Regions from separate parts of the Homo sapiens genome. Here regions 2 and 3 are each linked to region 1. The links are chromatin contacts, found by Hi-C or POLR2A ChIA-PET in ENCODE. All regions are on one chromosome and are shown on one strand. Each heading gives the region's core, a stretch centred on a gene start or an enhancer-like site at or near the end of the contact. The rest is flanking DNA. Distances are from core to core; before and after follow the strand shown.

The links. A loop is a pair of places that touch in the nucleus more often than their neighbours do. ChIA-PET counts read pairs that join two places held with the same protein, here RNA polymerase II (POLR2A). Pooled maps may share reads with other maps.
Region 2: a loop to region 1 is called in a map of CD4-positive, alpha-beta T cell, with 12 times the contacts of the local background. The contact joins the promoter of TNKS2-DT here to the promoter of TM9SF3 in region 1. A Hi-C loop is called at or near these places in 1 of 168 maps with a recorded cell type or tissue (CD4-positive, alpha-beta T cell) and 8 of 50 pooled maps. POLR2A ChIA-PET finds 5 or more read pairs at or near these places in 1 of 52 experiments (T-cell).
Region 3: a map of naive thymus-derived CD4-positive, alpha-beta T cell shows a loop between it and region 1 (17-fold over the local background). The contact joins the promoter of SLC25A28 here to the promoter of TM9SF3 in region 1. A Hi-C loop is called at or near these places in 1 of 168 maps with a recorded cell type or tissue (naive thymus-derived CD4-positive, alpha-beta T cell), 1 of 37 single-sample maps with no recorded cell type and 10 of 50 pooled maps.

What each region holds. Positions count from the first base shown.
Region 1 is chr10:96,585,284-96,588,588 of GRCh38, reverse strand. It overlaps TM9SF3 (transmembrane 9 superfamily member 3), which reads left to right and starts at 1,577. Exons shown (of 15, transcript NM_020123.4): 1 at 1,577-1,855. The coding sequence starts at 1,754. LOC105378443 (a long non-coding RNA gene) reads right to left here and starts at 1,525. Exons shown (of 3, transcript XR_946220.4): 1 at 246-1,525. RefSeq lists an enhancer at 410-469 and a silencer at 1,348-1,917.
Region 2 is chr10:91,796,739-91,800,043 of GRCh38, reverse strand. It overlaps TNKS2-DT (TNKS2 divergent transcript), which reads left to right and starts at 1,753. Exons shown (of 2, transcript NR_108071.1): 1 at 1,753-1,807. TNKS2 (tankyrase 2) reads right to left here and starts at 1,618. Exons shown (of 27, transcript NM_025235.4): 1 at 1,155-1,618. The coding sequence starts at 1,353. RefSeq lists a silencer at 1,250-1,659 and an enhancer at 1,740-1,909.
Region 3 is chr10:99,618,937-99,622,241 of GRCh38, reverse strand. SLC25A28 (solute carrier family 25 member 28) reads left to right here and starts at 1,803. Exons shown (of 4, transcript NM_031212.4): 1 at 1,803-2,197. The coding sequence starts at 1,907. SLC25A28-DT (SLC25A28 divergent transcript) reads right to left here and starts at 1,397. Exons shown (of 1, transcript NR_186534.1): 1 at 324-1,397. RefSeq lists enhancers at 247-828, 829-1,411, 1,995-2,577 and silencers at 1,063-1,222, 1,953-2,112.

The sequences.
Region 1 (3,305 bases), core at 328-2,827:
CCTTTAGCAGGGAACTTTTTTTCTGATTACATAGTTAGCACATGCTCACTGTAAAAAATAACCAAACATTTATAGGCATGTACAAAGTAGAAAGTTAACCACTGATAGTAGTTTGTTATAATCTTTCAGATTGTTTTCTATGGGCAGACTAACATATTGCCATATAAAATGAAGTTAAACTCTTATTTTCTTCAACTTGAAAATTTAACAGAACCTCTTGGTTATCATTCCATGCCAGTACTTACCTATTTCCTTTTTTTAAAGTGGCTGTATAGTTGGTAAATCATTACCAGCAAAAAGACCTATTATGGAGCCAGACTGAGTGGGTCTGGTGTTTCAGCAAGCCACTCAAGCTCTCTGTGCTTCAGTTACCTCATCTGTAACAGGAACATTTTCACCGTACCTGCTGCATAGGGTTTCTGTGAGAATTTAATGAGCCAATATCGTTCAGAATAGTGCCTGGCAGATGAACGCCCTCGTGGTGACTCCATGATTTATTTACCTAACATTGAAGAACTGTTTTAAGCAAGGGAGTGAGCGATATAATCTGGTTTCTTTTTAGAATAAAAAAAACATCACCCTGGCACCTGTTGGGGATGTTAAACGGGAGGAAGATCAGTCAGTGATGGATATCTTCTTGTGAGACTCTTGCAATACATAGTGATACGGAAGACTGGTTGGTACTGGCAGAGGAAGGAGAGGAAAAATAAACTCTTGAACCACTTTTAAGAGACCAAATGCTAGAACTTGTTGACTGCTGATGGCTGAGAAGAGACAATCTGACAAGTTCGAGATTTTTGGCTTAGTGGCCTGTGTAAATGGTGGTGCCACATTCGTATATTTTTTTTTTTTTAAAGATTTTTTGTTTCAGTGTCTACTACGGATCTGGCACTGTTCTAGGTACAGGAAATACGGAAACAGGATCTCTGCTCCGAGGAGCTTACACTCCAAGAGATATTTATGACTGGGAAGAGGAGACCCAGAAATAGTTAAGTAAACACATAAATGAACAAGAATGGCAAGCTAACTTAGCATGTCTTGATTGAACAGTAGGGGTCCAGTAAATATTCAGTAACTTTAAAACATCCAACCCTGTACGAGTTTAACAATCTCTCCTAACGGTGATTACAGGAGCCCGTGATTCATTCACAGCGGCAGACGAGCGCCAGGAAAGGGTTATTTGATCTGATCCCTCAAGTTCCGGAGGCAGCAGGTCAGACGATCGGCCCCATTTGGCAGCCAGGAAAAAAGCTTAAGCATTTTGGCCAAGGTTACACAACCCGAAACACCGGGACGCGGCCCGGAGGCGGCTTCGGCCTTGCGGTCCAGGCTAGGCCACTGCGCCGGGGCCCAGCCTGCTCGGCGCCCGCCCGAGTGCTCGGCAGGCCCGTAGCGCCGCGGCTCCCAGGAGCCGAGGGGCAGCCGGCGCGCAGGCGGCGGTTGCCGGGCCCTCCCTCGGCCCGGCGGCGGTGGCGGCCCCGCGTCGCGAGGCACTTCCGGCGCGTGCCGGGGTGGCCGGATGACGTGGCTGAGTCAGAGGAAGAGGCTGAGGAGGCGCGGGGGGCGGGGGAGGCTCAGGAGCGGGCGGTGACGGCGACGGCGGCGGCAGAGGAGGCAGCGGCTGGGCCGGGCCCCGTGCGTCTGTCCGCGCCCCGTGGATGCGAATCGGCCGCGGCGGAGGCGGCGGCGGCGGAGGAGGCGGCGGCGGGAGGAGGAGTCGGTGAGCCGGCTCCGGGCCGGAGGGGCGCGGAGGATGAGGCCGCTGCCTGGCGCTCTTGGCGTGGCGGCGGCCGCCGCGCTGTGGCTGCTGCTGCTGCTGCTGCCCCGGACCCGGGCGGACGAGCACGAACACACGGTGAGGCGCCCCGGCCGGCGCGGCCGCCCCGGGCTAGCTCCCCAGTTGCCCACTGAGGCAGGCCCCACGCAGCCTGGAGTGCCCGGCGGCCCGGTGGTGCCCCACTGCGGCCCGAGGACTCCTTCCGGTTGGGCCTGGCGGAGCAGGAACCTTGGGAGCGTGGAGGAGGCATTTCCGTGCGCTCCCGGGACAGGGCTCCGCTCCCGAGTGACAGGGTCTCCTTCCCCCGGTCTGGGCCTCAGTGGCGCCGCACCCCAGGGTCTCGGGGTTCCTGGGACCCTGGGGCCAGGAAGGAGCCTGGGAAGGGTTGAGGTTCATCCACCGCGGGAGCGGGGCAACGGGCAGGCTGGGCTCGGGGCTTTTGCCCCCCAGGGAAGGAGACTGCCTTCTGGCTACTGAGGGCTGCGACGCCGAGGAAGATGGATGCATCGTGATTACCCGGCAGCCACTAACCAGGAAATATCCTACACTTTATGGTCTCCTTTGGCTTTTATCGCCCGCTTCTGCCCAGACCGGATTAAAACCCTGGGGTGGGGCAGCATTAATAAACTTGAATTGAAGAGCAGTTTATACTTACTTGTAAGTGCACCCAACCTACACGCGTTCAATTCCTAGGCCTTTCTTGTAACTTTCTCCTCACCTTCCAGCCCCTAAGTGAGACCCCCATCCCGATAGTCTCTAACTAAGGCAGCTTCTGACAGTAAAGGGTCTTGACGTTTCCCAGTCTTCAGGTCAGGGCCAGAAACAGTCCCTTTTGCATTTGGCCTAAAGGTGATTGGCAGTTTGTTTAATTGGTATTCTCACATCAAAACGTGCATGTGAACGACTCTTCAAATGGCTTTCACTTAGGGCTGTAACTGTGGTTTTCAGAGTGGTAGACTTGAGCAAGGCAGGAAGGTCAGGTAAATTGAGAGTTTGCTTGACGAGTAATTGTTTTTTATACCTTTACCATTAATGATAGGAGTTTCTATGAGAGACTGTGTTTGTACTAAATCAGAACGATCTGAGGGAGTCTTATGTCATTTCTGGTAAGTGAGGAAATGAAGCAGTCGTCCTTACCTATTTAATGGATCCGATTTTATTTGTAATCAACAAAACTTTTCGCTGGATCCTTGGCTAGCTGGGATCTTATTTTAGCTAATAAAAGCTCTAAACTTTTGACTGTTCTACCTTCGGTCACAGCCAGAAACTTCTTACCTGTGTAGGTATGTATTTCTTTAGAGACACAAATCTCGAATTGGTGACATGTTTTTGTACTGTACTTGTGGTGTTTCACCTAAGATAATTTTGTTGGGAGGTTAAACAGCTTAAAACGATTTCCTTTTGTGTTCTTTCATCAGATAAGCTGTCTCAAAGTTTAAGAACTGCTATTGTTTCACATAGTATACAGGGACCATGTATAGATTTGGGTCTTTGAGTATTTTTAAATTTTCAGTGGGCATCCATCCTT
Region 2 (3,305 bases), core at 504-3,003, 4.8 Mb after region 1:
TTAAAATCTGGAACAGGTTAAAGCGAACAAATCTCCAATTGGTAGAAAGTGTAAAAGTAATATCTGTGAAAGAGGAAATATTTCTCACTGCTCCTTTTCTCTTCATCAATCTAGCCCCAAAAGAACAGGAGTACTTTAAAAGGTATTCCCCGATTTTTCAAAAAATTGTTTTAAACAATCATGAAATACACAAAACAAAAAACCAGGATTGTCAGAGGTAAGAGGAGGTACTCCCATTTTCAATCACGCATGACTCACCTGAAGTTAGAAACAGTCATCATCTTTCCTACAAGTGAACAGCATGCATGCTTTATGGGAATAAGCTGAATATCCCATCTATGGCTCTTTTAAATTTTTCGACTAAATTTAATATGCTTAAATCATAAAGTGAACCTAATAAATATTAAAATAATGTAATTCAAACGATCTAAATTTCAGAATGAAGCAAGGTTAGTCCCAACTTAAATTCTAGATTCAAGCTAAAGTACTTGCACTATCTTTTCTCTTATACTACCACTTTCCGCCCAACTTGTATGTGTGTGTGTCTAAGGCTTCCCGCACCCAGCCTAAGTCAGGTTTCAGTTCTCCCAAACTTGCCTATTTCCCGTTCTAGTCACTCCAGAAACTTGGTAATGATTGGCTATTCTGATAAACCAATTAACGCTAATGTGTCAACGTCCTATTAAGCTACTCCTCCTAAATTACATCCTTGTATTTTACAAAGTCCTTCAAGACCTTAACCCAAATGGAACTTGCAAGAACGAAAAATTTTGGAGGTAACTGACCTTTTAAATCATAAGGTCTATCAACTACGTCCCCTACTCTTTCTTGTGTGTAGAGGCCTTCTAGGGTAACAAGACCGGAAGTTGGTACAGGTATTGTTGATACTGTAAAACAAAACAAAGCCAAAACCCCAAACCACCCCCAACACCTGGCAAAAAAACCAAACCAAGACAAAACAAAAAACTTCCAGCGAGTGTGGCACGCTCACCCTACCCCTAATCTCCTTAGTCCCCACTGGAAGAGAGCGAGATCACCAGGACCAGAGTCCTGGAGAAAGGTCGGGAGGCGGAGGAGCACTGGTTTCAGACCTGTGGGCCCCGGCTGCGCAGGTGGGGTCTGGAGCGAGGCGAGGGGACGCTGGCCCCGGTTACCTGCGGCGAAGTGCAGCGGGGTGGATTTCCTGCCCGCCGTGTCGCGGCTGTTCACCTTCTCAGGCGTCACCAGCCTCTTGACTCGTTCCACGTCCCCGTTGCGGCACGCCTCGAACAGCTCTCGGGCGGCCGGCTCCACGGCCTCGGCCGCGGCGCTCGCGCAGGCCGCTCCCCCGCCGGCGCAGCGGCGACCCGACATGATCCTGGCCGCCGCCACAGCCAGCAACAGCGCCAGCAACCGGAGCAGGAGCCCCGGCCCCGCGAGCAGGAGGGCGAGGCCCCCCGGAGAAGACGCGCTCAGGGCCCGGGCCGCTTGGCTCCCTGCTGTCACCGGATCCGGCGCAGTCCCATGGCCGCGCCCACGCGCGCCCCTCGCTGGGCTCCCTGCCCCCCGGCTGCCCCGCGGCGGCGGAGGCAGCGCGAATCCGCCGTCCGGGTCCTGAAACGACGCGGCGGCGGAAGCTGGCAAGGCCCCTCCTGCCAGCTCCGTCCAGCCCCGGGAGCGCACGTGACGTCGTCCCGCGCGTGCGCAGTGGCCGGGCACCGGCTGGGCAGGTTTCGGCTAGCGAGGCGGCGCGAAGGGTTTGTGGGAAATGTGAGGCGAGAGGCTTCGGCGGCGGGAGAAGGGGCTTCGTCCCACCGCCATCTTTGCGGTGGGTTCTGCTGAAGCCGAACGATCCTGCATATTGTGTTTTTTGTTGTTGTTGTTTTAAGCCCTGGGCTTTCCAGGCTGAACTTTCTCACTACCATTACACTGAAAAAGAGCCCTTGAAAGTTTTGCTCGGATCTTGCACATTCTTTTGGAAGTCTTACTGTGGAAATTGTCCGTGTTTTCAGCTTCCACATCCCTTTCTCCTGGGAGATTTCTTTTCCGTTTTTTTTACTTTGTCTCTTTTCTTTCCTCCGCAACTGCTTTGTTGTTGTTGTTGTTGTTTCTTGTAAACCACTTCTCAAAAGTGAACTAGTTGCCGTTTAATAGAAGTTTGGATGAACTGCCCCCAAAATAAAGGAAATCCGAACAGTCATGGAAGTTGACTCCAATTGGAGGGATGGCTCTGATCAATTACTCTTTCCACAGTAAGTTATTAGCTCAGGATTGATTAGAGGAACTTTTTGTAAATCAATATTGTACCTGACATGCCTAAAGTTTGGATACACTGAGCATACGCATCTCCAAGAAAGTTTTCTGAGTTATAATCTTTTTCTTTGACCAACAAACAAAAGAAAAGCATATAATTGATTTTCATGCTTAAGATACTGGTGTAGTTTTACACGATAATTCCCCACTACACCCCCTTGTCTTAAACTGAAAGAAAGGTATGCCTATACATACATTTTACTTACAGAAGATGATACATGTTGACCTTTGCCATTCTGAAAAGCATCCCCCCCCCAACCTCCTACCTTAACCTGTTTTTCAGGAAATCCAGTTTTTGTTGGGGAATGTTGACTCACTACAGTGCTAAAAGAGGATGTACACTTTTTTGAGCATTTTTATACATATGAAATTGAAGTTATGGTGCTTATCAATAACATGAACATGCATGAACGAACCTAGGACTAGAACACTACCAATATGATTGCGTTTATCATTTTTCTTCCCATAAATCTGCTATGGTGATCTATGATCAGTGATAAGTTGAAATCACTGTTGTAATTGTTTTGAGGCACCACAAACCACACCCATAGAAGACAGCAATCAATCAATAAATGTGTATGTTCTGACTGCCCCACTGACAGGCTACTCTGCCATCTCTCTCCCTCTCCTGGGGCCTATCTGTTCCCTTAAACACAATAATATTGAAATTAGGCCAATTAAGAACTCTGCAATGGTTTTCTAGGTGTTCAAGTGAAAGGAAAAGTTGCGTATCTCTCACTTTAAATCAAAAGCTAGAAATGATTCATCTTAGTGCAGAAGGCATGTTGAAAGCTGAGATAGGCCCCCTTGCACCAAACAGCCAAGTTGTGAATGCAAATGAGAAGTTTTTGAAGGAAATTAAAAGTGCTACTCCAGTGAACACATGAATGATAAGAAAGTGAAACAGACTTACTGCTGATACGAAGAACGTTTGAGTGGTCTGGATAGAAGGTCAAACCAGCCACAAGATTTCCTTAAGCCAAAGCTGAATCCAGAGCAAAGCCCTAACTGCC
Region 3 (3,305 bases), core at 554-3,053, 3.0 Mb before region 1:
CCTCCCCCAAGTAGCTGAGACTACAGGTGCACACCACCATACCCAGCTAATTTTTGAATTTTTGTACTTTTTTGTATTTATTATTTTGTAGAGACGGGGTTTTGCCATGTTGTCCAGGCTGGTCTCGAACTCCTGAGCTCAATAAATCGTCCCACCTCGGCCTTCACAGTGTTGGGGTCACAGGCATGAGCCACTGCGCCGGCCAGGGAGAGGTTAACCAGGTTAATGGACCCCTAGGGTGTCCACATGGCACCTTCAGGGACTCTGAAACGCAGAAATGATATGCAAAATTTTGAGTGCACACAGGGGATGGGAGGTGGAAGTAGGAGAAGAGAATTCGTAGTTTTATTATTTTCCAAACGGTCGCGACCTAAAGGTTAATAACAACTGCTGAAGAGAGTAGAAAAAGTTTTTAAAAAGGAAGCCCAGAGAAGAGCTAAACTTTAGAAAGAAAAAAGGAAAACATCTTTCCTATCCAAGGAAAACCTATGAACAGATGGAGAAGTCCACAGTTGCATCATCTGGGTAAAACAGAGAAGACAGAGCTGGAAACCGCGGGCAGCTTGTGCCAACACGCTCGGGGAAGGCAAATGGAAGAAGACGCCCGTGCTCCCTAGAGCAGGAGGTCCTAAGGCCGGGAATCGCTGGCCTTGCCTCTCAGGACCCGGGCTGACCCGAGGGAGGGAGAAGCCCTCATCGCCAGGCGGGGGACCCATCAGCGCGCCGGCTCAGGGACAAAATACTGATGCTTCAGACTCGGCCAGGCCGTGCGTCCGAGCTTCCCCACAGCCGCCGCACTTCCCTGCTGCCTTTGGGATGCGGCCTCCAGCCCCGCCTCGCCACCGGCCGTCATCTGTGAATCATCCCGCCCATTTCGACATCTTCCTCCCCCGCCTTCGGCTCTTGGCCTGGCGCAGAGCCCAGTGACAGCCGGGGCCCGGGGAACCTCATTCATTCAACACTTGTTGGGTTTACTCTGCGAATGTGGATGCGAGGCTCAGTGCCGGGCGCTGGGGCCTGAGGAGCACCGAGTCCGGCCAGAGGGCCCAATACTCCAGACCCGACCAGAGTCTAGCGGGCCGCCGCGGTCCCCCCTGGAGGTGAGGCGGTTCCCAGCCCGCATGTCGCAACGGCTTCCCGGACAGGCTGCGGGTCGCGCCAGCCAGGGATGACCGGCCCAGGCCGGCCCCGCCTCACGCCCGCGACGAGATCCCGCGGGAACACGGCTCTCCGGGGCCAGGGCCGCCCGCTCTCCAGCCACGCGTCTCAGAATTTGAGGAGCGCACGGGAGCGCGGGTCGTAACGGCGCCCGTCAGCAGTTTGACGTTGAAGGCCTGTCGCCGCCCCGCCCCCGACGCGATCCCGCGCACAGGGACCGCAGCTCTGCAGGCGCTAGTGAGGGGCCCGAAGTCGGCCCCTAGAGTCCCTGGGCGCGTCGCTCTTTCTGTAGCCAATCGGGGACCGACGTGGTGCGGGCCAATGGCCGCGGTCAAAGTATCAAGAGTGGTTGAGCCTATCAAAGTTCAGCCTTAAGTTTCTCCCGCCCTTCTAAAAGTCAGAGGCGGGTTGATCGCACATGTCGGCCAATCAGTGACCAATAAACAAGAAGCTTCTAAGATCAAAGGGGAAAAGGTGGGATGTAGGCGCTAGCAACGCCTCAGGGCGGAGGAATGACAGGCGACTTCGCTAATACTACCGGCTGATTTTTCGTACGTAAGGAAAGGGGTGGGTCTAACTTGGCGTCTCCACCAATGGTTGCTTGGGGGGCGTGTCCGCGGGGCCAAGCGGGAGCCGGAGGCCCCGGGCTCTCTGGGCCGCGCCTGAGGCGGACACTACGGGGCCGGGGGGCGGCGGCGGCAGTGGTGGCAGCGGCGGCGGGGGTGGGCGCCGCAGCTGGCCCGGGTGGATGGAGTTGGAGGGGCGGGGTGCTGGCGGTGTGGCGGGGGGGCCGGCGGCAGGGCCCGGGCGGAGCCCCGGGGAGTCGGCGCTGCTGGACGGGTGGCTGCAGCGGGGCGTGGGCCGGGGGGCCGGCGGCGGGGAGGCCGGGGCCTGCAGGCCCCCGGTACGACAAGATCCGGACTCCGGCCCGGACTACGAGGCGCTGCCGGCTGGAGCCACTGTCACCACGCACATGGTGGCAGGCGCCGTGGCAGGGATCCTGGAGCACTGCGTGATGTACCCCATCGACTGCGTCAAGGTGAGACCTGCACCCGGCTTCGAACCCGACCTGGGGCTGACCCGACCCCTGGGTCTTGTCCGGAGCCAGGATCCCGGCTGAGAGCCGGAGCCGACATGGGTTCCTTCCTGGCTCCTGCCACTACCACATGATTCGAACCGACACTCCATTCAAGCAAGGTCCCAGCTGGGAGTTGATCCCAGTCAGGAACCAGGACCTATTTCTAACCGTCAGTGAAATCTGAATCGGGACTCAGGATCGAAAATCTGTCAGCCAAAGCCCTGGACCCCACCTGGGACTAAACAGGAATAGGGTGGGATGGGGTATCCCGAAGCTCAGGTAAGTGCTACTAACTCGATTAAGGTGAAGCCAACTGGCGTGAACCAGACCCTGAAATGGATCTAACGGCTTGAGATGTTTTCTGGGCTAGTGCTTTTACAAACTCCTTGCTGTATCTTCCCTTACTGACGGGGCAGGAACCCGAATCTGGGATCTCTCAGCTAGATAAAGGACTTACATGTTAAATCTTAACACATGAGTGATTGGAAATCATTGTGCAGTGAGAATGCAGAATTCCAGACTGGAAGTAATGTGGGAAAGATCGTATTCAGGAATAGGTTTCAGTTTCTCTGTGAAGCAAGCATGATACCCCACCTATTTCCTGAACATGAAAATTGAGCTGGGATTAGGACTGTATGTTCAGGGAGCACATCAGCCTCCAAACAAGAGAGATGAAACTGATAGCATATTTCTTTGGCCACCTGAAGTTGGCAAAAAGGGAGAAGTTGCCTAGAAAGGAAGTGTGACGGTATTAGAAAGTAGATGTAAGTATGAAGAAAATGGAAAGAGATCAACAAGAGGACACGATTCTTGTGAAAGTAAAACTAATTGCATTCACAACCAAGCAGGATGATTTATGTGTACTGAAGTCAGGTCCTTCTGAAGAAAGCTGGGTGAAGAAAGAAACAGATTATTGTTCTTTACAGTTCTTATTCTTGTACATTAGTAAAGGTGCCAGCCATTAAAGGTGAGGACTGAATTGAGGGAGAGGTAAACTAGAGGGGACTGTTGATATGACAAAGACCGATGCCTCCTTTACATGTGAAGGGTAATAGTCAAACAGTGACCT